Regions from separate parts of the Mus musculus genome. Here region 1 is linked to region 2. A link is a loop called in an ENCODE intact Hi-C map of the cell type or tissue named here. Cell type or tissue: gastrocnemius. All regions are shown on one strand. Each heading gives the region's core, and the rest is flanking DNA. Links, peaks and the distances in the headings are about the cores only. Region 1 holds the start of Gm39292 (a long non-coding RNA gene). Region 2 has its middle 30 kb from the start of 1700019J19Rik.

Region 1 (15,719 bases), core at 2,480-10,479, 96 kb after region 2:
CGCAAAATAAGTTTGAGTTTCTTATGGGGAAAAACATGTCAGAACAGAAAGGAAGAAAAGTGGAGATGGGGGAAGGGGGAAAGGGAAGGACAGGACAGGAAGAGGAAATGGATGAGAAAGGAAGGGGACCAGAGGGAAGGGATGGGGAGGGGAAAGAAGAAGGGGAGGGGGAAGGGAGGGGGAAAAGGAGAAGTAGAGGGGGGGAGAGAAGGGGAAGGGGGGAGGAGCAGGATTACTGCCTTATCAGATACCACATAAAATCATTACAAAAAAATATTCTGGTATTGGCTCAGATGAGTGGACTAGAGTAAAACATTCAGAAAAGCCCTGGTATACATAGGAATGGATTACAGGGCAACGGGAACACCCATCCAGGAGGGACAGGCACACCCATCCAGGAGAGACAGGCACACCCATCCAGGAGGGAAGCAGACCTTAACTGCTGCTGCTGACCTCGCTGAGGATTTACCTAGAAGAAACAGACTCCTAGGATTCACTGCTCACAGAATATAATTCCAAATGGAACAAAGGGTTAATTAAGAAATTATACAGTACAAAGAAATATAGGAAACTCTATTATATTAGAGGGAAATGATTTTTTTACATAAGTTAGAGATATAAAACCAATAGTAAAACACCAACATACTTAACTATGTTAAATGTATTTATTATTCTCTGTGTGTGTATGCTCTGTCTCTGTCTCTGTCTTCTCTCTCTCTCTCTCTCTCTCTCTCTCTCTCTCTGTGTGTGTGTGTGTGTGTGTGTGTGTGTGTGTGTCCCATAGCCTTGGGCAGGGTTGATACTAATGTCTCATTCAGGGCAGAACCTGCAATCAAAGTCACTTATTCAATCAACTCTGACCGCTAGGAGCTCTACATTAACTGCTGCCCACGACAGCTTCCATTTTTATGGAACTGGTAATCCTTGCCTCACATGTGTGCATGCATGTTCATATGAATAAGTAACCTGGACGGTGTCCGCTTAGATTGAGATATGAAGGACATGGTGGGGCATGAATCATATGGTGTGTTTTTGTACCATTTCACTACTCAGTATGTTTATATGGTACAGCTTCACTCAAACACAATAAAGAAGATAATCTTTGACACGTGCAATTGCTACTGTCACCACCAATAAATTAAGAATTAAAATAAAAAGTAGGCATGGTGGCTCATCCCTGCCATGCCAGCACTTTGGTGGTAGAAACAGGGTGACAGCAAGGGCAGCGGAGGCAGGAGCTAACCCCTGTCTCCAAACAAGTAATGGAAAAAAATAAAAATGACAGTGTTTTCAAAGAAAATGTCACCTCACAGGCTGACCATGTCTGAGCTTATAAAGCCAGGTACCCTGTTCTCTTAGAAGAGTTAGGAAGTGACTTGGAAGAGGAAGTCGGGGGACTGGTGGGCCATGTCTCATTCCTGTGTGAGGTGCCTCAATTCTCCCTCTAGGAAACCCTTCCAGGAACACAGGCTTTCTGATGAAGTTTCTCCTCTGGGTGTCCAGTCCTCTTCTCGGGACCTCTGGGCTCTGAGGCCACCCCCTTCCTAGATGGTCTAGTTGAGGCCATGTGCACACATACTCGGGGACACATACCCTGCCAGTGGCTGTCTTTACATGTAGATTGCATAATAGTCTTTATTCAATGATGGCTCAGGCAAACAAAATGAGGGTTGTGTCGATATAGTTTAGCCAAACTCTGCCACCCATGAGCTAGCCAAGTGTCTGGGGAATTTGGTCAGGATGGACTTGGGCCGTTTGTCCTAGGCTATAGCCAACCCTTTCTCAGCCTACATTTGCATAGAATAAGTTGTAAATGAGGAACACACTATTGGAACATGTTTTGAGTTATTTACATTCGTTCAACTCTAACAGCAAAGCAGAGCCTCGGGGCCACAGATGCAGGAACAGTATCTTCTAGAGAATAGAGAAGCATCTTGATTTCATTACTGCTCCCGAGCCGTCCAGATGCGCAGCTAACTGTTGGAGCTGAGGGAGACCTAGTCTACATTAAGAGTTGTAGTTGAGCATATGCGGCTGCTGTCTGCGTGTAAAACTCAGTTTGGAGGTGCTTTGTCCTCTCTTGTGCTCTAACAAAGACGCACATCCTGATAGACACCCTCTGTATGATGTCAGAAGCCCACGACTCTCTGAGGACATAGTTGTGTAAGTCTGTCTCCTCTTCTATTCTGGCCAAATTAAGAAGAACAAGTCTCTTTTTAAAAGAATTCTCTCACTCTCCATCTCAGCCCCACTTCCTGTGTATGTGCAAGGTGCATGTATGGTCATGTATGTGAATGTGTATGAGTACATGCTAAGGCACACATGTGGAAGATGCTGGTGCTGGTCCTCTTCATCCACCCTATTTGAGGCAGGGTCACTTGTTCTTGGAGCACACACCAGACTTACTGGTCTTTCAGCTTATGGGAATTCTCCTTCTCTGCCCATCACCTCATTGTAGGCACACTACCGTGCCCAGCTTCTCCTGGGTTCTGAAGATCTGAACTCAGGTCCTCACACTTGCCCACTGTGCCATCTCCCCAGCCCAGGATGCGCCTCTTGCTTCATCCTCATCTCAAAACTTCAGCTGAATGAGGAATTCTTGACCATGAGTGAATCTATACGATTCTTTTACAGATGATTACATTTGAGAATCATTTTTGAATTCAAGGACCTGTATGGTACAACTTTCTCAGAGACAGCAGATGATCAATGACAAAATCCTGAGTTATTTGAGGGACAGAGGGATGGATGAACGGACTTCTGAGTATCCACCTGCCCATGAAATCCTGCTGGGTCTTAGCTTGCCATTTCTGGAACTAATCATATGGTCAAAAGCATGTTGCATAGGATATACACAGGGCCAACCTCACAAATGGACACTCCTGAAAAGAGAACCCATCTCCACAGAAGTCAGGCTGCTTTCCAATGGCAGGCCTCCCAGGGGATGCAGATGAAAGGGCACATTCAACTTTATGTTTTATAAAACATGGGGTAACAGATACCCTGAGAAAATGAGAAAAGCAAAGCTGGGTGAGCTAAGAGAGGTGGAAAGTTAAGGCTTTCACTGGGAAGCCTGTTGGGCTTCAGTCTACCTTCCCGGCTACACACTGATTCCCACAACCTGGATTCCCAACCCACCATGTTGCCACAGACTTTGTAATAATCATGAAGTATGGCATTCAGAGGGCACTTACCTGAAAAACCAGCAGAAATCTTTATCAGATGCCCAAACTGTGCACCGGTGATAGCATCAGAAGGTCAGAAGAGAGGTCTAGCCTGATGGTGTTGATCTTGGGGGTCATGAGAATCTTGGAAATGGGAACTAGAAGACTATACAGAAAGAATAAGAGACAAGGATAAGAGACAAGCTCCTACCACAGGAGGAGCTGTTAGAGGAGGGGAGTCTGGGAGGTAGCTGGCACATGAATGCTCAGATACCTAGGATGTCCAGCCACAGGGTAGTGACCAGCCCACCTAAAAGGGAAGGCCAACAGCTGGTGATGAATGCTTTCTGAGTGATCTTGGGCAAGCTATTTCATGTCTGTGTGCCTCAATTTCCTTGTATCTAAAATGGTAACCACAATACTGCCTATCTCAGCATTGTTATGAGAATTTTTAAAATAAAATTATAGAAATAAGACCAATGACTCATTACCTCAGTGACTAAACACCATAGAGTAGACAAGGCAAAGGTGACAGGGTGTCCACCAGAGTTGGTGCAGTGTGCATTTGATTGGCAGGTCACACCATGTGGTCTGGACTCACAGAGAAGCTGGCTTTGGAAACTGAGCTGAGGTCCCCATCTCCACTTTGGACCCAGGCCTGTTTGTCTCAAAGTGTCCTCCATGGTCTGAGACAGGCTGCCCCTTAACTCTGTGACAGGGAGGGAAGAGGTCACCCCACGAATAAAAACAGTGTGTCTTTTAGAACAGCTTGGTCAACCATTTCCAACAGAGGTAACCATCATTTATCCCATGGTATAAAGGTGCCTACAGTGGGGAGGAGAAGACAGGAACTCAGCCTCAGCAAGCTAGGTAAGAGCATGAAGAGACAGCTCAACAGAGAATACCAGATGCCTGCCTTGACTTCCCAGTTGGTTTCTGTTGGACATGTCTACGTCCCCAGTGTGACAATCTCACCTTTCTGATGTTATTTTTTTTTCTCTTAACTTAAAAGCCTCTGTGGAGGTGACACTGAGGTAACGCTGTGCTCTGCCAGTCTATTGGCAACTCCAGCCAGTATGACTGACTCAGTGTGGCTGCCTCAATCAATTTCTGCTAGATGTTTTAAATGTTCCTCTGTCTCTCTCCCTCCCTCGCTCCCTCCCTCTCTTCCTCTCCCTCTTCCCCCATCTCTCTCTCTTTCTCTCTCTCTCTCTCTCTCTCTCTCTCTCTCTCTCTCTCTGTGTGTGTGTGTGTGTGTGTGTTTAATCTTTTACTTTGGCTTGCTGTATACTTAACAAATTCACTCATTTAACGCCCCCCCCCCACATATGAATACCCCCCCCACATATGAATACGGTAGAACTTTCTCTGGGTTACACAGAACAACAGAGCATCTGAGGAGTGGGGACATCTGCAGGGCTGGGAATAGAAGCCAGATTTGTTAAATCTAGAGAGGGAGGTAAGGAATAAAAACTTTAGCCAGCTTTGTTTCTGTCACATGAGTACTGATTCTAATATAGGATCCTGTTAGTTTTAATGTTTCCCAGGTAGAACATAAGCGTTAACAGGACAGTGGCTATGTCTGCCCTGAATCCCAGTGTGTAGAGCATGTAAGCACACAGAGAAATTCAGCAAGGGTTTGTTGAATGACTGCAAAGAAGGTCATAGATGTGGTGGTGGGACAGACACTAGGATGATTTGTTGTGGCAACCCCTTTACTCCACAGACCTATAAAGTTCATGTGGAATTGCAGTGCCACGGTGATGGTCACAGCTGAGCCCTCAAGATTGGCTTAACCTCAGAACCCTGGGAATATGTTGGTTATTGGAGTAGGAGACTGTGAAAGGGAGCCGAATCTCACCCTCCAGCTCTTACACCAGCCACTTATCCTCCACCTTCTGCCATGGTATAGGCCCCTCGTGGACACCACTGCTACGCTTCTGGAATTCCCAGGCTCCAGCATTATCTTCTTTATAAATCACTCAGCCTGAAGTAGACTGTTACAAATGAGCTAAGTCCTGTTTAGTTTTAACTGTCAACTTGAAATCTAGATTCACCTGGAAAGAGAGTCTCATTGAGGGATTGTCTACACTAGGCTGGCCTGTGGGGAACTGTCTTGATTGCTAAATTGTTGTAGGAAGACACAGCCCACTGTGAGCAGTACCATTCCCTAGGCTGCCCTCAAGTGTATAAGAGTAAGGAAAGCTAGCAATTGACTAAGGAGGCAGGCAGGCAGATGGCTACATTCACTTCTTTAATCTTGACTGTGGCTAAACTGTGACCAGCTGTTTAGCCTCTTGCTGTGTGACTTCTCTACAAGCACGGCTATGAAATAGAATTGTAAGTCAAATAAACCCTTTCCCTCCTACTTTGTTCTTTGTGAGGGTATATTATTATAGCAACAGGCACAAAACTACAGCAGTTTGACAAAGTTCTGACTACAAAGTAATTTATGGTTTTGTTTTGATTTTTGTTTTAAACACAGATTTCCTAGGCCTCTTTCCTCCATACACTCTGAATGGACACCTGTGACTGCGCTCTAGCCTTTGCAGTAATGGTTTACAATTTCTAACCCATATGCTAGCTTGATATACCCCTGAATATAAAAAGAAGCCAGGCAGTGGTGGTGCATGCCTTTAATCCCAGCACTTGGGAGGGAGAGGCAGGTGGATTTCTGATTTCGAGGCCAGCCTGGTCTACAGAGTATGTTCCAGGACAACCAGGGCTATATAGAGAAACCCTGCCTCAAAAAAGAAAAAAACAAAACAAGACAAAACAAACAAACAAACAAACAAAACAAAAAAGAAAAAAGAAAAAATTCAAGCCTCTTCATAATTAGAGTCAGATACTTTTTTTTAAATATACTTGACTATTGGAATCTTAAATAAAATTCTACCTCAGAGGCACTGTAACAAGAGAGTCAAGGTAGAAGAAATGGGTTAGACCTCAAGAAGAAAATGACCAGCTAAGCAGTTTCCAGTTGACACCATGCCTTCTACTTGGCAGTAATAATCTACTGAGAGGTAGCCATGTCCCACACAGAAGGCTTGGGAGCCTAGACAACACAGGCCAGAAAGGCAAGGAAATGGACCATGCAACCAAGAATTATACTAAAATCTCTAAACAGCTACCAGGGAATTCTCATAAGTCTGGAACTTCTGTCTGGTTCTAAAAATATACAGAATGAACAGTGATATTTCTCAGGGAAACAAAAGAAAACATTTTCGTCATAGCTTATCATGAAGCCTGGCCATTGAAAATAGAACATATGAAATGGTATAAAAAGGCCCCATTTCATCAGGAATATATGTACAACTTATGGCCCTACTCAGAGCTGGCCTCCAGCACCATCTCCCAGAGCCAAAGGCACCCTGTAGTCCAAATAGCACAGACTTGGTCACCTTTCTCAAATGAGTAACATAAGCTAACTGTCTTAGTTGGGGTTTCTATTGCTGTGATAAAACACTGACCACAACAGCTTTAGTGGTAAGGGTTTATTTAATCTTAGGCTTATAAGTAACTGTCCTTCACTGGGGAAAATCAAGGCAAGAACTCAAGTAGGAACTCAGATGCAGAAACTGAAGCAGAAACCAAAAGAGGAATGATGCTTACTGGCTTGCTCTTCATGGGTTGCTCAGACTACCTTCTTGTACAACTTAGCACTACCTACCCAGGGTTGGTACCATTCACAGTGCCAGGCCCTCCAACATCCATCATTAGTCAAGAGAATGGCCTGACAGACTTTCCTACAGGCCAGTCCTCTTCCTGAATGACCTGAGCTTGTGTAATGTTGACAAAATCCAGTCAGCACACTGACCCATGTTCCCGGGCTTGCAATGAATGCTTAACCCAGTGCCTATTGAACAAATGAAGCTCCCAGCTCCTATGTAGCCTCTTGTGGGTGCTGCTCTGGCTTATCCAGGCAGAGTAAGCTAATTCCTTACCCCTTTCTCCACTGCTATACCTGGCTCCATATCAATGATGCAAAATATTAAATTCTGACGTGATAATTTGCATATATCATCTCTCAGAATATTACTTCTCAGGATAGAATTGTGTATTCAGAAAAATGCTGTGTAGGGAAGTTATTTATTTATAACTTCATTTCTGTGCAATAATTGAGCACAGATTCCCATTTTATAGATGAGAAAACTATTCCTCTGGTGTTCAGGTAAATTCCTCAAAGTTATATAATAAGCAAGCAGGAAACTACTTCTTAGGTCAATGTCATGATCTCTTCCAGTACAGTACAGTACAGTACAGTACAGTACAGTGCCTTTTGCTTGGTTTTGTTTCTTTGTTCAGAGGTCTGGACATTCAATAAAGGAATAAAAGTCAAATGATAAGTGCTTTGAGAGCAGGACCTCATCTATAACTGAGAGCAGAATCCACTTCTGAAGCTAGTTTTAAAGTCTGTACCCTCTAAGTGGTCCATGCATGTCTGAGCAAGATAGTTTAACATGTGTGCAAATGGATTCCATGTGCCACCTGCCATGGCAGCAAGACTGTAATTGCATCTACAAGAAGAGCAGCTCTGCACCAACCATATAAAAAGGAGAGCATCCTCCATGCTATGTGTGGTACCCACAGCCTAACCCAATGGGGAAGCCATTCTAGATGTGTACACAGGTGTCAGGCATCCAATTCTGGCAGGCCTGTGAGGATGTGATGCCACTAACAGTATCTGAATTCTGGTCCTCAAGAACTTTGGCCACTAAGCCATCTCCCCAGCCATGAGGTCCCTTGTGATGGTTAATCTTGCCAACTTCAATTCTGTAGAAGACAAACCTCTAAATATGTCTGGTGTGGGAGTTTCCAGGGAAGTTTAACTGAGAAGTCCCTCCTTGAAAGTGGGAGTCTGGAGTCTAGGCTGTGTAGAGAAAGCAAGCTTCGCACCTGAGTTCTCTCTGATCTCTGACTGTGGGTGCATCGTGTCCAGCCCAGTCATTCACACTACTGTGGCCTTACTTTCCCAGCATGCTTTTTCTGCCAGGATGAACCAAAATAAACCCTCCCTTCCTGAAGTTGCTTCTGCTGGGTTTTGTCAGTGCCATAGAAAAGGGAAAGTTTCCCCCACACTGACCTGGCACTGAGAGCTGGGTAAGCAATCTATGCGCAATTTTGGCCTAATCACAAAGGCTGAGTCTAGTTTACCGACCAACTGCAAAAATCAGGTTGTCTTAGGTGCCCCATCGTTGCTAGTTCATAAGATTTTACTTCTACCCATTATCTCCTTCTTTGATTGGAAGTGTTAAAGGGCCACTTTATGTCAAGTATGTCAAGTGGCATTAACTGGAGAGCTCAGTCCTTTAGAGCCTGGGTCAGGAGAGAGAATGGTCCCTGAGGGTGTGCTAGGCCTTGGGAAGAAGAAGACCCTGAGAAGCAGCTTGCCCAGCCTTCTCATGGAATGTGTGCATTTCACATTGCTAATATCATGACTCAGAGGGAAGGAATTGCAGGGTAAGAAGGTTTCCAACCTACCCAGTTTACATTGCCATCTTTTCTTTAAACTCTGCCAAATTGAAATGTAAACAGTGTCTTAACTTGCTGGAGCTTTTAGGGGAGAGGATGATCCACATGGAGCCTCTTGGTCTCTGGGTTTGTCCGTGTTTGTGGGTGCTACTTTTTCAAATAGCTGCTGTATTTGTCTGCAAGACAAATAAATGAAAGCAACAGGCATTGTGCCCACAGGCCTATGAGCATGGTCCCACAGGGTATGGCTTCCAGAGCCTTCTGGCAGTAACCTGTCTGAAAACAGCAGAGAGAACAGTAGAATTCTTGGGCCACAGTTCTTGATTTTTCCATTGGCTTTGCACATCTGGCTCTTCTCCCTGCCACCAATTCCCACCAATCATCCATCGGATAAGCAGTTCTCTTAGGATGCCAATGCCCCATTGAGGGAGGCTGGGAGTGTGTGAGTCAAGCTCACAAAATGGGTCTGCTCCATCTTTCCACATCCTTCTGTAGCCCCAGAAATGGGCTCCTGAAAATAGGCACAAGAGTGCACAAGCACTGTTTCTCAAGCAAAAGAAGACAGTAGCAGACATGGACACTGTGGAAAAGAGAACAAAGCCAACAGTGCCACAATGAGAAATCCCACCAAAGACATGAGATAGGAAAGTTGGGAGACGAGCAGGAGAAGCTGGGAAATGATACTGGCATTAATGCCAATACTGAGAACTAACAAAAGGCTTGTCCGTTCACAAAGAGCTTTAACACACATCAGGTCAGTGACTTAATCACAGCACCCAGGATGGGTGTCAGAAGGGCCTTTTCCTAACAATGGCACCTCAGGGAGATCAGTTCCCTTGCTAGACAACATCTGACTAAACCAGAACTTTGTGCTTCCTTCCCCAATCCAGGACTCAGAACAGGGGACAGGCTGCCTGGTGCAAACCTGCACTGGTGACTTAAAGCAGGCAGCTTTGCTGTTACTCAAGGGAGGGGACAACCTTGTGAGAAGGAGTTAGGATTCTCAACTGCAGGGAAGAAACAGGCTAGGCGTAGCTCAGCAAGTTGCTTCAGTCACGGGTCACGTAGCTAGAAGAAGCAGAGGTGGAATTTGATCTCCAGTCTGCCTGACGCCAAAGAGCAGAGCAAGACCAGCCCTGCAGTCCTGGCAGCAGCCTTTGTCTGCTGCCCTGCTCCTGTGAGGGATGGAAAATACCCTGTTTAAGCCAAGTGCCTTGCGTTGGAATTTCAGCAATACCACCTCCTAGCTTGGTGACCTTGTGCAAGTCACGTTACCTCTCTGATCCATAAAATGAAGAAGCCAGAATTAAATTCTAGATCAAATTTCAACTCTTGTACACACAGTGTTTGTGCTTATTTGAATCTTTGCATAGGAATGGAGTTTCAAAAGGGACAGGGAAGTACCACCCACAGACAGAGCAGAGCAACAGGCATGGAGGCCTGTGGGAAGCTGCCCTTTTGAAAAGCAGATGTTAACAGAAATTAATCGGATCCCCTGCACTGGATACCCACCCACCCCACCCCACCCCTGCCCTCAGTGGTGCTGCCCTGGACGGTAGACAGCTGCTGATTCCTAGTCAGACAATGTTTCCTAAAATAGGTGCTTAGCGTCAGAGTAAGGGTTCAGGCTTTGTCCCCAGAGAACACAGGATGACAGACCTGGCTGTGCACAGGACACCAGCTCTCTCCCCAGGAGCAACCACTTCTCCTGCCCCTTAGAGCCCCTGTTTATGTTCCCATCCCCATACCTACTTGTTTTCCACACAGATAACGTCTGAGCGTTATATTCTTTCACGATTACTGAATACACCAAGAACAATTAATTTCTTTAACAAAATCTCTGCTGAGCACCTCCTGTGTGTCAAGGAAATTTAGAATAGAAGGGAAGGTGTGTCTAAGGTCTCTCTAAGACCCTGAAGAGAGACTTGCTGTCTCCCTGCTCTGGGTCCTCTACTAAGGAATAAACAATCCTTGCCTATGTTTGCTTATTTTACATCTGGGACTGACCAACTTCCTGGCCTTTCTCTAGACATCAACATTTTCAATTTTCCTCAAATCTAAATTAAATTCTCTGGAAGACTGCATCATTGTCCTACCACATTTTAGGAAAGAAAATACTAGAGAATTCTCAAGTCACTGTTATTAATCACCTTCCTTCCCTAAGAAGTTACAGGTAATGTGCAGCAGCAGCCGCAGCAGCCGCAGCAGCAGCATACATGATGATGTCACACCTCTCTACATACCGAGTGACAGCAATCTTTCATTTGGGCAACTCTGTTCTTCTGGTTTTCCACTTCTTTGGATAAATCTAAAACAGCAAACTGGAAATCAGTGGTGGGGCTTTTTTTTTTCCAGAAAAAGCCTTCTAAAGTCAAAGTTGATACTGTACAGGGCATGAAGCTCAGAAGTGTGCTGGCAATTTCACAGCAGCAAGATGGCGTCACTGAGAGTGTGTCTTGTTCTGTATTCAACACTAAGCCTTCAGATCCGATTGAACGGAGACAAACTCAACACTGAGCCTTCAGAGCCAATCATATGCAGAGGGACATTAACAAAATAATCAGGATGGAACCAGGCCAGCTTCAACATGGAACATGAGTGGGTGGAGTACCAGAACCGATTCCACACTCTAGTGTGGACAGGAGGTCTCCCATAGGCCCAGTTCAGACCTCCCTGCACAGTCATCCTCTCATACAACTGACTGAGAGACTTACCCGTATCCCCACTGTCCTCACAGACATGTGCAACACTTTATTCTCTTCCTTAAGAGCCATTTAAATCACAAGCTCCACATCCAATTTCCTTAGTATTATCTGAATGGCTCCCTTCCTAGAGTAATCTAAACCGCTTACCACAGACAGCATCTTTGGGAGTAAACAATAGTAACATCCCTTCAAAGTGTCCTTTTATCAGTTAAAACATTTTGGAACAAAACTATACCTAGAGATAGTCCTGTCAGCCATCCTTTTGACCTACACTGAGCATACACAGATGTGTTCCTGTCAGCCATATTAACCTTTGAGACCTGGGCTCCATGACCTTGAGCTAAGCTTGCCCAAACATAAGTCTGCTATCTTCTATTCTTAAAGAGTCACTCTAACCTAAGCATGAACTAAGCATGCTCAAAAGTAAGTTTGCTTCTGGAGTGTTTTCCTGTGAGACCATGTATCACCTCCCCGAATGACATCATAGTTGTGGTGATTTGAATATGCTCAGCCCATGGGAAGTGACACTTTTAGGAGGTGTGCCCTTACTAGAAGAGGTGTAGCCTTGTTAGAGGAAATGTGTCACTGTGGAAGTAGGGCTTTGAGGTCTCATATATGCTCAAGTTAACCAGTGAGATCCAGAGCCCACTCCTGGCTGCCTGCAAAAGACAGCCTCCTCCTGACTGCCTCAGATCAAGGTGTAAAGCTCTCAGGTCCTTCTCCAGTACCACATCTGCTGGGATGCTACCATGCTTCCCATAATGATGATAATGGACTGAACCTCTGAAACTGTAAGCCAGCCCCAATTAAATGTTTTCTTTATAAGAGTTGCCATGGTCATGGTGTCTCTTCGCAGCATTGAAACCCTTAGGGTATTTGGTTTGTTCAAGGAGGTGCTTCTCTTGGGATAATTCCAGTGTTCTCCTCCCTTGCTCTAGGCAACATCTCTCTCCATTCTGTTATGTATGATAGTGCTTTTGCGGGTATTGCACTCACAAACAGGAGATCCAAACATGGTTAGTTACAGGCACCCAACATTTCAGTTCAGCTAAACACTTCATTGTCTCCTGACCCCCATGGCTCCAAGCCCAGTGCCATTGATCTCATTCCTCTTATAGTTCTCTATGTGAGGAACAGTCTCCTTCCATGTTGATGTTTACTTACATCTACACTCTGTCAACCCTTTGACTCCACCCCAGTGCAGCAGCTGATACAAACAGAAATTGAAATGATCCAAGCCTATTATGATATCTGATTCCTTGTTACCACTCTGTCCCCGTGGCATTTTTCATCCCACCCATGATATTGTAATATCTTTGAGTGGAAGTACAGCCATGATGGTGGACCAGAACAGAGGCTCTAATCTGTGAAATGGAGGCAGTAAGCTACAATAGATCTTTCCTCCTGGGATATCTGCAAAGACTTTCCCATACCTGTTACTTTCCCAAATTCTTCCAGTTAAACAGAAGCCAGCATTCCGCAGGAACTCATGAAGCTAGTTCCCTTATCACTGTCAGAAAGGACAGATGGCTGTCTGTGGTGCCTATTAGCATACTAAAGTGCATGCTGGCCTCCGGGCTCCTTCAGTATTACAGGTACCTGTTACACATTTCAGAATCCATGCTGGCATCCTTGCTCTTCTCATCCCATCTCCTACCCTAAACTTCTCCAGTTCATGGGATTCTCTCTCCCAACCTTCTCACTGTCCTTGTAAATCTGATATTTCAGCTATGCTCCCTCTTGCCCGTCTCCCTTGGTCCTCTTCTCTCTTCATCATCCTCTCTCACTCCCTCACAATCCCCTGTCTCTCTCCTCTCTTGGCCAGGCCCAGTCTGCTGGCCATGTTTAGTCTAATGCTTTTTCTCTCTGGTCTGGACTCTTCTAGATGCCTCTGGCTATATTCTCCCTCATATCTACAATAAATCCTCTGTCTAACCATAATTTGAAGCAATTATGCCATCAATTTATCATGTAGAGAACACAAAAACTCAAGTAGGACATAAAGGAGTTAATTATATGACCTGGAATGTGCCAGACTGAGAAATTGAGAGGGCAGGAGTTTTCCCTACAGGTTGCTGTGATCAAATACCTGACAAAAAGAAATTTAAGAAAGAAAGCACTCATTTAGGCTTACAGTTTGAGGGGATATGGTCTATCATGGCAGGAAAGTCCATCACAACAGGAAAGGCATAGGGAAACAAGTATGTGGGGTGCCTGGTCACATAGTGTCTGTAGTCAGTAAAGAAAAGCAGGAGGTGGAGCCTGACTACCAAAGCTGCTACCCCCTGCATATCCCACAGCCTTCCTAAAACAGCTTCTAGCTGAGGACCAAGTGCTCAGATACATGAGCCTGTCAGAGGGGGCAGGCATTTCATATCTAAACTGCAGTACCCACATTATATAGAGGAAGGGGATAAGCCTTATGACCCTGGATGCATTTGGTGACAGAATTATCATAAACATGTCCCAAAGAGTAGAGCTGTCAAAAGTGATTTTGTGGTATACTAAGCCAAAAAGAAGCTGCCAGAAGTATCATCCAGGACTGTATATTAGACAAGATGTGTTGGACAGTGTCTTAGTTAGGGTTTTACGGCTGTGAACAGACACTATGACCAAGGCAAGTCTTATAAAAAAACAACATTTAATTGGGTCTAGCTTACAGTTTCAGAGGTTCAGTCCATTATCATCAAGGTTCCATGGCAGCATCCAGGAAGGCATGGCGAAGGCAGAGCTGAGAGTTCTACATCTTCATCCAAAGGCTGCTACTGTAAGACTGACTTCCAGGCAACTAGGGTGAGGATCTTATGCCCACACCCACAGTGACACACCTACTCCAACCAGGTCACACCTATTCCAACAGGGCCACACTTCCAAATGGTGCCACTCCCTGGTCCAAGAATATATAAACCATCACAGGCAGCATATGTGTCGACCTGAAAGAAGAAAGGCAGCTGCAGCTGCACTATGAGCCAGCTTGTCAGAAAGATACTAAGGAAGGAGATAAAGAGATCCGGGGAGAGATGTTTTCAGGGCAAGATCCCACCCAGCTCAGTTTATTGTTTGAGCTTACAAAGGCAGTCAGATTCCTGAGTTCAAAGTCTGTAGCAGAATTTTCCCCCAATTAATACAACAAGAAGCCTGTGATTGGACAGGGAAAAGGGAGGCAGAGCTAAGAGTTGCAGAGACAGAGACAGAGAGAGGACAGAGAGGAAGAAAGATGGAGTGAGGGGGAGGAAGATCCAGATAGCTATGAATATCTTATAAGGGATGTATAATTACAGGACAATTTGTCTTATCTAGGTGGGCAATTATATCAATATCAATTGGCTCTGAATAAATTGTGTGGATGTTCTGTGAATTGAGAATTTATTGATATATAAATCTGACTGATTAATTATAAGCGTCTAGAGTTTTTATTTTATTTGGGTTACTGGTATTTGGGACCATTGATTGCAGGGGGTGGATGGCTGGGAATGTGAGTGGAATCTGCAGCAAGAGCACCTCCATTGGTCGCTGCATGGGTCTAGCCTAGAGGCAGAGGCTGCAAGACCACCATAGCAGTGAGTAGGTGGGTTTAGTGCGGGATGGTACCAACATTTTTTAAAAATAATTTGCATAACAAAGGTCAGCCTGAAACAGAGCTAGTTTAGGCCCTGACATAGTGGGGATCCCACCCATCCACCTTATTGTCTGTGCTTCCAAAGGCAGGCAGATCTCTGCATTCATTTGCCATGTTAAAAAAAAAGAAGTGTACTTGCTGTCTTTTCCTAAGTGTCAAGGGGCTGGGGTTATGGGATGCTGACTAGTGGGATAAGCAAAAGGGAATCTGGAGTAAATGATTAAGTTTATAAATAAAAGAGTGCTTTGGTCTGCAAGAGCTGAGCCATCTGGATAAGCTATCTGGAGGCCTCTGGAGAGAAAACACAGCTATTATAGAATTTTTTCTATAAGAAATTCTTATAGGATTTTTTCCAGCAAGATAGCTATCTCAAGCAAAGAGTTGTCTCAATCAGAAAGCCATCTCAAGTGGACTATAAGGCTGTCAGCTTGCACCCCATCATTTGACTTAGAGTTGTTTCTTTTACCACTCCAAACGTGCCTTCCTTAGGACTCCTGACCAAGCTGAGGCTGGTCCTTAGCAAAGATTGAAGCCATGTCTAACTCAGTTTTGGATGCCCTCAAAATTCAGTGCAACATAATGATAGAGAAATACAGCAATTTCTTAGACAAGATGTTTCTTCCTCTGCTAACACCTAATTGCTTTCTGCATTTCAGGTGAGCTCATCTACTTTTGCTTTTATTTTGGCTCACAGTCCATCATGATGGGAAGTCCTAACTAATCACATTGTGTCATAGAGAAAGGACTGATGAGTGCTGA
Region 2 (15,719 bases), core at 2,621-10,620:
AAGCAGGTATAGTCTTGAGGTTTCACATAGCAACTAGGAGCTTGGAGCAGGACTGTAATCCAGGAGGGAAGTCATCAGCTCCTTTTAACTGTTCCACATCAACTTACAGAAAGCCTAGTGATGGTTAACCAAATCTCCCTTCACGACAATGCCTGAGGCTTGTACTTCATTCACTGGAGTTGGTTGCCTTCCTTTTGTGTTCTGAGCATCCCTAATTATAGGGAGATCTTCAGAAAGTTGGGAGGAAAAATGTGTTCAGAAGGATGAGAATGACACAAAGCATCCCTCAAGAGCAAACTGTGTTGGCCAGAGGGACCTAATGCCTAGGACATACAGTCAGGTAGGCTAGCCTCCTCACACTAAAAATAGTGGCTCAGTGACTCAGAGTTCTGCCTCTGGGGAGCAAGAGATAGGTATTATGACCTGAATATCAGAGTATGATGAATGACCTTGCAGAAGATTCTGCACATGTCAACATGAAAGTGTATGCACAAGGCAGGACATTCAAACTTCCAGTGCTCTTACTCTGCACCCAGCAGTGCCAACCACTGTCAGCCCAAGAAGTGGTCTGGGGGATCTCCTCTGCACATCACAGTTTGTGTCCATCTTGTCTCCCTTGTTGGAAAGCCTGTTTGAGCCAGACCTCAACATCTCACAAGCCTGGTGCTGTTGCCTTGTACTTCAAAGACAAAGAAACTAGAGTTAAAGGTAGTTGAGCTCCATTTTACTCACCAGGAATAGCAATCAATCACGTGGTACAATGGTCCCTCTTATCAACTTGGTCGGATTTAGAATTACCATGGAAACTGACTTCTGAGTAGCCAGACAGGAGATTCCTAGATGAGGTTCACTGATGTGGAAAGACCTATGGTAACTCTGGGTAGTACCTTCCCCTGGGCTGGCTCCCAGACTGGATGAAAAGGAGAAAGACAACTGAGTACCAGCATTTGTCCGCTCCCAGATGCCTAACTTAAGATGTCATTCGACTATCTGCCAAGATGACTTCCCCAGCAGATGGACCAGATCCTCAGCCTGTGAACCCACAGAAACTCTTCTTTCCTTAAACTGCGTATCAGGTGTCTTGTCACAGTGACAGGAAAGTAGCACCTGTCAGGGTTAGAAGTCCTTCCCAGCAGGTCCAGACTAAGTGCCACCCCATGACACCCACTGCCATGTTCTTTCTTCATCCTTACGTAAATGCTCAAACAATAACAATTTCCACTGCAGCCACAAAGAAGCTGAGGGAGCAGGAGAAGATGATGATGTGCGGGACCCTTTGCTGACCCACACGATGTGAAGTGCTCTCAAGAACCCTTCAACTCAGCCACAATCTGACTGCCATGCTGTCTTCCTCCTAAAGGACAGAGATAGCTAACATGTACCCCAGATTCCATCTCAGGAGAGGGCTTTCAGGAATCTCATTGGAGCCACATGAGAACTTAGAGAGCTTGTGGTGTTGACCTTTGAAATTCCCTGAATTGGGAGTGTGAGATAGCTCCTCAGAGTAATTAGCTGCACTGGTTTCCTCTGCTTACAAAGCTTCAAGAGCTTGGCCCTGGGAAGCCATGGAAAGTATGAGGCAAGAAACTGAATCTCTCCTGCTCAAGAGTCAGCAGTCAGCAGGCCCAAGTGCTCTTTAGTGCTGGCTGCCCTCTGTCTGTCTGGGGTCATGTCAGGAAGTGTCATGTGCTGATCTAGCCATTACCTCACCTCTCTGGGCGATTCATGACCCTTGTGAGGAGCCTGAACTGGTAGACAGACTCCAGCTGAGACTACCTGCCTCAAGATCAAGCAGCTGGGACCTAAGCCAGCTCTGCCAGCCATGGCACAAACCAGGAAACGCACCATCCTGAAGGGAGATGGGAGCTCAGCCTAGTGGCCTGAGTCATTTCTTGGAATGTGTGCCTGCAGGAGGCACCTCTCTCCCTTCTGGGGCACACTCACTGATTACTATAGAACCATTGACCTCATTGTCTTTTAAATAATGTGCTGTTTCTATGGCTCCTTAAATCTGTCACATACAACTGTCGCTCCATGAATCAGAAAGCAGCTAACACAAGCTCTGTCAGTGCTAATACGAACCTGGCAGTCCACAGCATACTCCAGAAAGGACCTCAGCCTACCCTGCGTTTACAGGTGGGATCTCAATCACAGAGTGAGCCTGAGAGGTTGCAAGACAGTGCCTGCATCTAGCCAGGCTGGGAGCCTTCTCAGAAAGACCCTGCTCATATGAGTTACTGAAAGTGCCAGGGCTTGGGAAATTCACAGCTGATGAGCGAATGCTATTTCTTCATCCTGCGAGCAAACCTCACTGATTTTTGATTTAAACGTAACCTAAAGCATCCTTCCTTTTTTCATCAACAACCAGCAGAACTCGAGGCAGCATTCATTCCATGCAGGCCTTCAGACACTTCATTGGAGTAATGAGAAAGATACATGGTACAGTTTTTTGTTTTGTTTTTTTTTTTTTGGTTTTTTTGTTTTTTAACAGTCTCACATAGCCCACGTTGGCCTTGAATTCACTATACAGCTAAGGATAACCTTGAAAGCCTGGACTTCCTGCCTCAGCCTATCGAGTACTGGAATTAAGGGTGTGTATTTCCTCCCTATACTGAGAAGCTGAGACTGAACCCCAGGGTCTCATGTATGCTAGGCCCTGGTCCTCCTTCCTGCCTATTCTCAACAGGCAGCCCAGACAGAAGAAATGTCGATGCAATGGCCGTGCTGTGGTAGTGTGCGAGGAAGGAATAGAAAGGGCTAGAGAGAATGTAGAGCAACAGGAGACCTACCTGCCCACAACATGCCAAAACTTTTGCATTTGGCTAGGGAGCAAGCCAGCCTCCGGGACAGTGTTCAGGCTCATGTGACAGATGCTGAGGGCAATAAAGAATTGTGCATCAATGAGAAGGATCACCAGAAACCAAACATGGGCAGCTTAGGAGAGGCTAGTCCAAAATCTGCACCCACTGGGCTCTCCAAGATTCTGATCCAGGTGAACTGGCCCTAAATTTGCTAGAGGTGGGGGCCTGGGCATCTGGAGGAACATAGCTGGTCCTAGCTGTAAGTGCTGGTACCGACTGCCTTTCCAAGCATGCCTGGCTCTGTGAGATGGTCACCACAGGAGAGGACAGACTGATATGCACCCCAGGGTGGTGGAGGCCTGGGTTCTGTGAGCAGCATGAAGGAGTGGGAGTACTAAGGAGAGGCAAGAAGAACCAGTAAAGACCCCATGAGTGGCTAGGGCTGCTTCCTGGTACCTTCCTTCCTCTAGGCTCTCAGGTCAGAGTTGCAATGGAGGTTAAGCAAGGAAGACAGTGGGAGAGGGGCAGGAAAAGGTGGCAATTCTTGCTTTGAGATACTACAAAATTATTTACTTGTATTTTACTGTAACTTTACTGTTTGCTTAAAATAGCTGGCACAAGACACACTTAAAATTCATCAAATTATACCATGTTCTAATAGAATATATAACAATTGAAATCAAATAGAGAAAGAAATCACATCTTAGCAGCATAACATTGTAAACACAGTAAGAAAAGTTTGAAATATGTTCTGTCTGTTAAAGAAACAGAAAAGAAATCAGGAACTGGCACAAAAGGAAAACCCATATATATTACCACTTTCTAATGCTCCTTTCTCATAGCGCCACTGACAAGGAAGCCCTGGCCACCTGCCCTCAGCTGACTGGGGTCCACACATACCCTTTTGGAAAATGTGATAAAATGACTTTGCTGCCCCATAATTACATGGAACAGGATGGGATGGGTGGCTTTCTGGTTGATCTTAACGAGGAACACCTAATAAAAGGACATTTTAAAAACTCCTAAATTCATGGAATTACTATCTTCTCCTTCTCTTTCCTTATTTTTGGAGTGTCAAGAGATTAAGTTGCTGTCCCTCTCTGGCCACTAATGTAATTCTTTCATCTGCTAGCCACCTCTGTGGTCTCACACACACACACACACACACACACACACACGGCTCTATAGATAAGGACCTATCACAGAAGTCATATCTTCAAGAAGCTTACTGGCCAGAGAGGGGAGGCAGGCAATTCTTGTGAATGTTAATTGAGGGCATCCTGACCACCTGAAGCTGCACAAGGCAGAGTTTTCAGTGTCTCTGCCTAATTCCATTAGAATTTACATGGGAGGGGAAGAGCAGAGCAGGTAGGAGGGAGAGGCGCAAGGAGGCTTGCAGACCAATATAAGACACACTACACTGAAGGATTGCCCTTCTCAGTCTTCCTCAAGCAGGGTCTTCTCAGAGACTTTCATGTGGGAGGAAACAGAGAGCCTTCTGTCATATGGAGACCCCTCCCTTCCTGAAGCCCACCATTGCATCTCTGTGTCGACTTCTCCCATTTTGCTTTTGTGAAGAACACACACACTGTTCTGTGGCTCAAGAAGCATAAGCAATAATGCCGAAGGCTGAGAAAAATCAGATGTGAGCAGTTGTGATCTACACAGTGCAAGCTGTCCAGCCTCTCTTCCTCAGGGTGAGGGTAGGATCTGACATCTATCTACACTACACAGATGCTACTGTTAGGGCCCCAAGAAGAAACCCCACAGCTATTTAGGACAGACAGCAACCAGCAAGAACAAGGAAGGGCCAAGCAAGCTCTGGAAAAGGCTGGAAGTCTTCACTGAAATTCTCTTCCCATTATAGCTGTATGCCATGGTTTGCGGAGCCCAGAACTCCCTCCTGGACACTATACACATTTGTGTGTTTCTCGAATTTACTGTTCAAGTTATGAAAGCATCTGTTAAGAAGTCTGGAGAGATGACTCAGTCAGTAAGGGGTTTGCAGCCAAGCATAGTGACCTGAGTTTGACCTTCTAAAAACTGACTTTGCAGAAGCAAAACCAGAATCCCCCAAAAGTTGTCCTCCGAACTCCACACCCGTGCTACAGCAAGCACGCGCCTACCTCCTCTACAAATAAACAAATGTAAACACACACACACACATATATGTATGTATTGATGTTACTGGGACAAGGTGACTCAACTCATCGATATCAGGCGGACTCTCTAAGGGGAAGACTGCAGAGGGGCAGCATTTCATGGAAGAGGATATTTTCGAAAGCTGTGGTGTGTGAGATGAGGCAGGTGAGGAATAGTTGCAGGAAGTTCTGTCTTCCCTCTTCCAGAAGGGTTTGCATCAGATCAAAAGTCTATGAACAGAAAAGAAAAACAAATCTTTCCCTTTTTGGCATCCTGTAAGGCCAACATTAAAGAACTTTCTAAATTGATGAATTAGGTTTCTAGAATACACGGCTGGGTGTTATCCTAGGCAATAGTTCAATGGCGAGCAAAGCTTACATTTGGTGTGCTGTGGGCAGTGCCCAGCAGGGAGCCTGAGATGACAGAGGCTAATATCAGTTAATCCTGATTGTCAACAGGACACACATCTCTAGGTGTCTATAAGCGTGTTTCCAAAGAGGTTTAACTGAGGTGAGAAATGGGGTTCTGAACTGAGTAGAAGAAGAAGCCACACCACAGTGCCAGGTCTCATGTCCCTGCCGTCATGCCTTCTCTTTCATGCTGGACTAAGGTCATGGGCTAAAGTAAACCTTTCCTTCCTTGCGATGCGCATTCCAGGTCCTTTGTCGCAGCATTCAGGAGAGCAGCTGATGTAGAAGGACACAGGCAGCTGTGCCGCTCCTCCTTTTCCCGTTGAAAGTCATCTGCCTTCACACCTTTCATGGCCTCTCTCCTGCTTCTAACCTGAGAAACCATTTTCTGTTGCCGCAGATATTGTGAGGTCCAACACAGAGAGAAGTTCGGGATTGTTAGGCTTCGATTCTAGCTCTCACACCGCCCTCTGTCAAGCTCATGCAGGCTGAGAACAGAATTCACTTCCTCAGGGCTGGGCCCTAGGAGCCAGTTTTCCAGCCTGTGTCTGTCTGGCTGCAGCTGGGAACCAAACTTAGGTCCTACCTAGCATTTCCTATCATTTCAAACTCACTTGTAGGGTTTTGCTACAGAGACTGCTATAACAAGGCTACTTACTTCATCAAAACTCAAGTAGGATCTTTTGTCCAATCTGCTAAGAGAGAGTCTTAAAAATCATGCAGCCATCCCAGGACAGGCCTTCTGTGACCATCCCCACAGTTAGTTATCTGCAAGCCAGTCACAGGTAGGATAGGATTCTACCCACTCTCAAGGGGAGTGGACTATGTAGGGTATGGACACATGGGACCACCTGAGGTCTGGCCTCCATCTGCACCTTCAGCATTATGTCTGGGTGGCTGCCTCCTGCATCCTCCCTCTGAAGTTAACTCTTTAACTCCACCCCAGAAAAACAGTCCAGGTCTAAAGGGACATTGTTAGCACCAAGTCTAAATTCAATAAAAGCATCATTTTAGAATACAAAGACCTGCAGATCCCCTGGGGCTCCCATCACTGTGGAGCCTGCACCTCATTCTGAATGCAGGCTTGCTGTTTTTCTTCCTGTTCCTTCTATCCCACGGCATCTATATTTATAGCAACTCCTCTTTGGGGCAAACAATTTCACCATGATTTCTGGCTTCTTGTTTTTCTTCCTTGAGTGAGTGTATGACCAAACTGCACCCTCCCCAGGGGCTGTTCCTACCTGTGGTCCTTGAATTATTGTGTGACTGGCCAGCTCCTCCTACTTTGGCTCTGTGCACTCAGAATTTTTCCACAAAAACAATTTCTCTTGTGAGACCTTGGTGTTTTTTTTTTTTTTTTTTTTGCCTTCCTGTGGTTTGCCTGCCTCTAGGGAAATTATCAGCTGTGAGTTGAATCTTGCAGTCTGCACTGTGCCCTAACTCTGAGGGATGCTTTTCTTATAGTCAACTGGAAAGGTACCAGGCTTAGAAAAATACCATCAAAGACAACTTAAGCCCCACGGAGCTGCCAGTGCAGTTTAATGAATGCTGTGTCCCTGGGGCTGGGGAGTCTTTACAGCTCCCACACACACCAAGCAGGGATTTAATCCCCTGCTTCACCTCGCTTTATACATGGTCTAGAGTGTTTGCCAAGAGCGTTTAAAGCCCCAGTCAGAGTTTCTAGTCGTCAACACCAAGTGAGAACTCTACCCCATTACTTGATGGCAAGGTCCACTCAGATTAGCCCTTTGTGCTACAAAGGGACCAATTAGAAAACTATTTTTCTTTTTCTAAAGAAATTAGTCAAGGCTCAAAATAACCAGGAGGTTTATTTTTCTCAGCGTGTAGCAGCAGGAAGAATCAAAGGCTCCTTGGGTTCCTATGGCTCGCTCCCCATTTACACAAACAGGTTTGACGAAACTCAGTTTCTAAAAAAAAACATTTAGTTAAGATCAGAAAATCCCAACTGTTTCAAGTTGAAATTTCCATGTCTGAACCAAGTGTTTTTTATATCCTGTTGGCTCAGCCTAACCACGGCCTGTTTGGAAGCTTCGCAGGGAGGAGGCTTGTTGACTGTACAGGCCACTAGGGGACCTTTATGGGAAATGACTTTATGGCTCTGTAGGACACTCATCAGTAATCGTGAGTGCAGAGTAACCCATATACACAGGAGAACACCTGGCCTCCTGTTAGGACGAAACACACAGGGAAGGATGGATTTCCTCTCTGTGAGCAAAAATCACACAGCCTACAAATATGGCTTTACTAGACACATGCACACAGTAACACATATTCCATGCTTGTGATAATTTTATAAATATGTAGGTAACATATTTTACGATAGGAGTATACATAATTTTACAACCAGTGTTTATCGTGTAATCTTTATGCACACATGTATTTCACCTTGAAAGTAATACTTGTGCAAGGATAATAGAAATCCTGGTGGCCTGTGGTTCTGTCTCCTCTCCACCAGGTCAGCTATTCTCAGATGATGGTTGTGATTTCTGCTTTCAGAACCTGTGGTTCTGCTTCCTCAGACACTGGCTGTCTTACTGGTTTTTTGTTTGTTTGTTTGTTTGTTTGTTTGTTAGTTTTGCTTTTGGTTTTTCTTCCTCTCCCCCACTCCCCGTTTTCTTCCCCATCCCTTTCTCATCCTCACTTCAGCCCTGATCTCAGCCCATACTTTTTAGTTTGTTTGTTCGTTCGTTTGTTTTTAAGTTTGTTTCTCATTATGGATGGTTGTGAGCCACCATGTGGTTGCTGGGATTTGAACTCAGGACCTCTGGAAGAATAGTCCGTGCTCTTAACCACCGAGCCATCTCACCAGCCCTGTTTTCTTTTCTGCTATTAGCTTTGTACTATAATCTAGGAGGACATTTCTATTGTTTTGCCCAACCCAAGAAAAGTCCTAAGGCATTTTCTTAATTTCTTCTGTTCTCAGGTTGTACCCTAATGTGTTGAGGCATGTCTATCTTTGGCTAATTCACTAGGCACTCTGTGGGATCTTGGTCTTTAAGGATAGCCTCCAGGCACCTCTAGGAATTCTCCTGTGCTTTGCCTTTCAAATAAGTTTCTGCCCTTTGGTATCCTTGTCCTCTCTAGATTTCTCTTTAATAAAGTCCCAGCTGTCCTGGGATTAGATTACTCTTTCTCCACCACACCTCTGTCTGACTCTGACCCTCTCCTCTCTCCTCTCCTCTCCTCTCCTCTCCTCTCCTCTCCTCTCCTCTCCTCTCCTCTCCTCTCCTCTCCTCTCTCCTCTCCTCTCCTCTCCTCTCCTCTCCTCTCCTCTCCTCTCCTCTCCTCTCCTCTCCTCTCCTCTCCTCTCCTCTCCTCTCCTCCCCTCCCCTCCCCTCCCCTCCCCTCCCCTCCCCTCCCCTCCCCTCCCCTCCCCTCCCCTCCCTTCTCCCTCCCCTCCCCTCCCCTCCCTTCTCCCTCCCCTCCCCTCCCCTCCCCCTTCCTCCCTCTCTCTCCCTCCTTCCCTCTCTCTTCCCCTGCTCCCTGCCTCCCCCTTCTCTTCTCCTGACTTAACTTGGTTTTGTAAGCTGAGAAGTTCCCTAAGTTCAGCTCATGTTATGTCTTCCACGCACACATGTGTAACATTAAAACTCCAGCCTCTTATTTTCAGGTTTCAGAGTATCCTTTTTGCTTGTCAATGTGCTTTTCAAATGTTTGTTTCCTTTTTCTGCTGAATCCTTGCTTACATAGTCTTGAGTATTTCTGAACATACTGAATTAGTTCTCTCTGGTAAGTTCTCTTCTGTTCCCTGATCACCTTTTGTCTTCCATAGTATGTGTTTGTCTTTCTTGTTGTAGGCTTTCCTCAGATATCTGTGATTTTTTATTTTGATCTCTTCAAATGTCAGTATGAGCAATAAGACTCAGTGATCCTCTGTGGTTCTGTAAGATAAGTCAATGGTAGGCTTTCTCCGAGGGGAAGAAATAATACAAGTGAAAGTTTACTGCTTGGGTATATCCTTGAATAAGTTGTATAAAGGAGTATTATGAATATCTTCATCCTCTAGAAATGAGTCAAAATAGGCTCTGTGATGAGAATTTAAGGGAAATTCCCAGGTCACCACAGCTGATCCCAGCTCTCTGGCCACCTGCTGAGTCTGAGTGTGAGCTGAAAATAACTCTGCCATCATTTAATGGTGTATTCAGCCTCGCTGGCCGGCTGCGAGCTGCTGAAGAGCTTGCAAGCATCTACCATAGCTTCCTATGGAACACTCTGCCAGGGACTTAAGGGTCATGTTGCTGACGTTTGTTGTAAATTTTGGATCTGGTTAGCATTGGTTAGTATAATTTGCTTATTATTTCTTGCCTTTACTACTTGAACTCAAGTCAGGTAATGGGAGGACAACCCCCACCCCTGAAAATTTTGCTCAGCTAATGCGTTTTGCAATCACTGGGTTTGGAAACTTCTTTTAATAGCCTTCACTAATTGCTTCATTTGGAAGACGTCAGTATCTACCATGCCCTTGTGATGAAAGAGAAAGCACCGATCCGATCCGCAGTGCCAGGGGTAGGAATCTCAGCCTGGACGGCAAGGACTAGGGTCAGCTCATAAAGCAAGCATGGACCGACCGCATACTGTAAATAAGCACAGAACAGTTCTCAGAGCCAGAGTTCAGTGGACTCCTGCTCGGGGCATGGTTTGCTAGTTAGGTCTTGCAGAAATATGAGGCTCTGGCTGGGTAACTGATTCATTTATTCCAAAAGCTGTCTTTGCCTGAGTCTCTGCAGAGCAGAGTCAGGCTGAATAACACTTAAGAGTGCATGCCTGTGATCAACCCTGACCTTAACATTTTTGCTTTTGTTTCTATAGGATAATTATCCGTCCCCTCTATAAACCTTCATTTTCTTATCGGTGAAGAAGGAAGATAGTGCTATTTACCACACTGACTAAAGTGTGGTACTAAAGGAATAAATTTTACTTTCTTTCTCCTTTTCTTCTTCCTTTCTTAATTTCTTTCTTTCTCTCTTTCTTCCTTCCTTCCTTCCTTCCTTCCTTCCTTCTTTCTCTCTTCTCTTCTTTCTTTCTCTCTCTCTTTTTCTTCCTTTCTTTCCTTTCTTCTTCCTTCTCTCTCTTTTTTCTTTCTCTCTTTCTTTCTTCCTTTCTTTCTTTCTTCCTTTCTTTCTTTCTTTCTTTCTTTCTTTCTTTCTTTCTTTCTTTCTTTTTTTGAAGACAAGGCCTCACTGGCCTTGAACTCACTTTGCAGCTCTGACTGGCTACAGTCTCATACTCTGCCTGTATATCTCAGTATGCACCACCATGCCCAGAATCAGGACTGAGTTTTAAATGCACTGGTGGCACCCTCAACACATAATAGTCTTAGTGCATGTCTCTTGCCATCCCTCTAGAAGCCATGCCTGTCCAGTTTTTCCTATAAGGAACTAAGAAGACCCCACCGGCCTGGCCCAGGAAGTCTGGATCCTAGCTTTGAAAACCTTGCATTTACCAATGAGTATGTGACTCATGAAGGAAGGGACCTTGGAAAAGAAGGACAAATTTGGTTCAACTGAGAGAAGAGGGCAGTGGATTAAAGCTGTTCCTTTCCTGTGGAGCTCCACAGCAGTGTTCCTCTTAGCATCTCTCTGCCATTCTTCAGGTCCCAGTTCTGGCGCCAAAATGTTGCGGCCGCCAGCAGCTCGCAACATGAACGGTTCGACTGAGAAGGCTACTCGAGCTGTAAGAGAGGAATCTAGACTGGGCGAAAGAAGAAACGGAGCTAAGACAAATTCATTCTGATCAAAGCTCAAATTTTATTGTTGGGACACTAGTTATGAAGGAAGGGGGAGGGGACCAGATTCCCGCCGAATAATCTCGGGTCCAGTAGAAAGGTGCACGTGTGTGGCTCCTCAGGTTCCAGCAGTGGGCGTGGCAGAACGAATGAGCAGGAAGCTCCACCCCGAGCAAGCAGGTTTCAGGCTGGGGGAGGGGAGACTACAAGTGCCAGCCTGAGACATCGGGAAACTGACAGCATCTGGGGTTCTAACTTACCAACAGGTACAGTGAGCATATCTCGTTCAGGTCATTTGGAATTCGCCATGGTTTTCTCTCTTTCCAGCCTTCCTTTGTAGGTTGTGGACTTTTCTCAGGATCGAGTTGGAGGAAGGAACACATGGACTGTGGGGCACTTACCTTTCTCTGCCTTTAAGAGCCAGATGAACTTTTTTTAAAGAGACAGTGAAGTGTCCAGAGAAGTGAGTTGGATATGGTTCAAAACAGTCTCTTTCTTTTGTTTTCTGAACTTAAAAGAAACCGTAACAAATGCAACTGCTGGAATTCCCAGGCCATAGCAAAAGTGGGGGTGGATGAATTGCTTTCCAGAATGTCTGGGAAGAATTTTTCATGGTACAAAGCTAAGGACATTTTTTACACTTCCTAAGAGGCTTCAGAGGTAATTTAGAGAAGTCTTGGGCATCATATCTGAAACACTTATTGGCAAAAAAAAAAAAAGGTGTGTGTGTGTGTGTGTGTTGTATTTTGAAAGTTGGCCTACTGACTGTTCAGAATGGGTGTGTCCACATAGTTCAGAAGTTCCCAAACTCCAGCACTAGGGAAGTTCACTGAATGGAGCTGATGAGGCTGGGCATTTCTTCCTCATTTTCCAAGTTGAACACACCTTTACTTACTGAATTTTGAAAAATCTGCAAAGCCTACTGCTGCAGGTTCCTTTGTTGAACTCAGGAGAACAGGTGAATGACTTTGTAAAAATCCCAGCTTTTGTAGTATGTTTAGTACATGAAAGACCTACTGGAAAGCCAGTTTTAATGGAACGCATTCTGTGGAAGGAACGTGCAAATGGTTCACATGGTCAAAGAGGAAGCTCTGAGGAGAAAAGGGTTGTTCTCTCCGTCTGCCGGCATTTCATCCTTCACTGAGGTCCTGCTTCCAGATAACACCCAGCCTCACTTCTCACCTGAAGGACACATAGTTCAGTGAGGTAGTATAGCACACAGTGGTCAGGTCAGAAGCTCCTCTTTTTACACTGCAGGCTCCCTGGCCAGCTCACCACTCCTTGAACCTAACAGTCTTCTTTTGTCTCACTATTTTGTTCAAAAGAATGGTGTGTCTTGAGTCTGTTGGTTAATGCCTAATATATAGTAAATATTTAAAAATATGAGCATCCTATATATCATTTGGTCCTTGTGGCATGATCTCTGGGCAGAAACAATTAGGGATATTTAATTACTGCCTAGCTAACCTCTGTTTTGTTAAAATCTAAAATGTCATTGTCTCTTTGCCCTTTGCTATGAATAACAGCTATTAGCATTTTGTCTAAGTTCCACCCCACAGTTACCTGGCAATAGCCAGGTGTGCCTGACTCACTATAAAAGGGACTGCTTGCCCCCTCCTCCCACTCTTGTTTTCTTGTTCTCTTGCCTTCTTGCTCCTTCTCTGTCCCTTTGCCCCTTCTCCATTCCCTTCCCCCCTCTCATGGCTGGCCACTACTTCTCTACTCTCTCTCTCTGGCTTTCTCTGCCTCTACTACCCTCCTAACTCCCCTCCCTGTGCCCTGAATAAACTCTATTCTGTACTATACCGTTGTGTGGCTGGTCCCTCAGGGGGAAGGGATGCCTTGGCATGGGCCTGCTGAGACATCCCCTTCCCCCATACCTGATTGCACCCCTGTCACAATCCTTGCCACCCAGCGGAGACAAGAATGACACAGACACCAAGGTGGGTTCACGCAGCAGTTTCTTTACTTGTGGCTTTTTCTCTTACAGCTCTCTTCCCCAGCAGCTTCTTCTTCCTCCGTCCTTCTTGCAGCAGTCCTTCCTCTACTTGTGCCAACTGACCTCATCTCACTCCACACCACCTCATCCAATCAGAATCACACTCACTCCAGGCACAAGCTCAGGTCGGTCACAGGTAGGCTGACAGGTCCGGATCACGAGGAACAGTCCAGCCTAGCAGGCAGCCCACGCATGCAGCCTCACTGCGCATGCTCGGGCAAGGCAGTAAACATGTGGGGTTCACGGGGCCTAGCAATGGGCCAGAGTGCCATCTTGGCCCATGCAGCTGCACCCACTTCCCGCATCTCCCCCTTTTTGTTTTATTAGTAGCTCTGGGATCAGCATCTGTCTTAGGTTGCCCCCATCCGTGCCACATCCTTACCTGTCATGGGAGTGGCGAACTCACTTTCACCATCCTGTCTTAGGTTGGTATGCGCATGTGAGGGCCTTACCTGTCATTGATTACTGATCCAGCATGTTGAGCCAACAATGGGGGGGGGGGTGTTCCTGCTTCCAAGGCCACCATAGCCTGCACTAAGGCTCATTTATCAGCCCTGTGCCTCCTTCGCATACATGCCATCCACCAAAGCATTCCTCCACACACAACAGTCAGCAAGAGTGCCCAAAAGGCCATCTCTCCCCAATTTTTTAAGAATCCCACAGTTCCCTGGATGATCTCCAGCCATTGCTTTGCAGTTGCAATCTCCACATGGGTGTTGTTCACGGCAACAATCGATGCTCGCAATTCCTTCATCTTTGTGTCGAGATCATGACTCCAATGTCCTAGCAGCATCGCACCAATTGCATGCGACAGATTTGCAGCTCTGGAAAAATTCTAATACTGAACAGAGGTTACACACACTCCTGCCATATGAGTAATGCAGGAAGCAAATACTAACTTCTCCAAAATATTCATCTGTTTCTGCAACCAATCCACTCTTTGGTTAACCACAAGGATACCAGCTTTAAAATTTGTATTCCAGTGAAGCCAAAGCCCTGATTTAGCACAGTTATTAATCTGCTCATAAAGCTGTATAGGATAACCTGTTTGATTATTGGCAAAATTCCCTTGCCCCATTAACATGTCTATATTCCAGGCTGCATTGGGGAGTCCAGTGGCAGCATTAGCCTCAGCCTGCTCAACGGCATGCTCAATATAAGCAGCCTTCCATGTTAAATAACCTCCTTCCAAAAGAACGGCCTTGCAGAGGTTCTGCCAATCAAAAGGCATCATACAGTACTGCTGTAGGGACTCAACCTGAGTTACGGTAAAGGCAGCCTGGACCTCATAAGTCAACTGACTCTTTCAGTCTTTGTACAACCTTCCAATCCAGGGGTTCATGATACCGTTGCCCCTGTTGGTCCTGAAATACTAGGAAGGACCCCACAACGGTGGGCACATTTTTCCAGACCTTTGCATGAAGACTATGCTTTCCCCTTTTGTCTCCCTCATCTTTATAGGGGGGAGGAGAAGGCTAATGGAGGGGCTGATGGTTCAGGCAGCCTACCGCGCCTCAAACTCCAGTGGGACATCGACTACAGATGTCACTGTCACTAGTAGACCCTTCAGAGCTAGATTTCTTCTTCTCTTTCTTATCTTTGGTTTGTTGTCTAAGCTGTTTAGGTTTTCGGTGGCTAGCCTGAGAAGCAATCTCAGCCTCCTCAAGCTCTGCCGCTCCTTCCTCTATTTCAGCATTGTACTTTCCACTGTTGTCCCTCAAGCACGCCCTGACCAAGTTCCAGATGGCTAGCATTTTTACTTTCATTTTAGTCACAGTTGAACCGATGTTGCTGAAATTCCCTTTGTCTCTATCCCTGAGAACCTTAGTGCTTCATCCCTTTTTTTCCTGGGAACCTTCCCTTTGTCTCTATATCTGAGAACCTTAATGCTTCATCCCTTTTTTTCCCAGGAACATGACAGGCCTGTGCTTTCTTTAATTCCCTTCATCTCTATTCCAGAGATCCTTAGTGCTCCATCCCCCTTTTTCCAGGGAACCTATCTGATTTTCTCTTTCATGAAGAGAGACAATCACTTAAAATGATTATTAATAAAGACAATGAGATAGCCATAGGGACTTTGGCTAAATGAATACATCACTGAGAAATACTAAGTCTCCTCTCCTTTCTGAAGGCTTCCAGTGTGCAGATCTCACAAGGGATAGAAGAGACAAGTGTCAGCAGATTTTGGCTTCAGATTCCATGGAATCTCTGGTGACTTCTTTCCTCAAGCTTCTCCAGCCATTGAATCCAATCCTGTGATATGACACTGCAGACTGCTTTGTGCCAATAGCTCTTGTTTCTCTCTCTCTCTCTCTCTCTCTCTCTCTCTCTCTCTCTCTCTCTCTCTCTCTCTTCCCCCCCCCCCGGGTTCCTTCCAAAGGCTGAGCGAAGCAAGGCAATTTCAGCTTTCCTCCCTGCTGTCTTTCTGCCCTCCTTCCCTTCAGCTGGAGGATTCGTGGGTTAATGCATGACCCCTGCTTTGACAGTTCAATGTAGAAGGTTAAAGGAGTCAGGAAGTAAAAGAACTAGGGGAAAGGTCAGGAGAAATCCACTCAGAAGCACATCTTTTCAGTGCATAGAAAATGAGTTAATGTAGATGTATATATGTATTTTATCTTATA

What was found. A loop is a pair of places that touch in the nucleus more often than their neighbours do. Peaks named below come from ENCODE experiments on the same cell type or tissue, not always from the same donor. Only the 100,000 strongest peaks of a DNase experiment are listed, where the experiment ranks them.
Region 1: it touches region 2 in a loop (1.8-fold over the local background); 2 of 42 quality-filtered maps call a loop at or near these places.

The regions. Positions count from the first base shown.
Region 1 is chr9:14,148,564-14,164,282 of GRCm38, forward strand. It overlaps Gm39292 (a long non-coding RNA gene), which reads right to left and starts at 4,013. Exons shown (of 3, transcript XR_870548.1): 1 at 3,656-4,013; 2 at 3,195-3,330. In gastrocnemius, for the core only: no CTCF peak of the experiment used is centred there; no DNase peak of the experiment used is centred there; H3K27ac peaks cover 1,317 bases.
Region 2 is chr9:14,052,143-14,067,861 of GRCm38, forward strand. No RefSeq gene overlaps it. Among named protein-coding and RNA genes, the nearest start is that of 1700019J19Rik, 30 kb to the right of the region's middle. In gastrocnemius, for the core only: a CTCF peak has its summit at 7,436; no DNase peak of the experiment used is centred there; H3K4me3 peaks cover 628 bases; H3K27ac peaks cover 4,277 bases.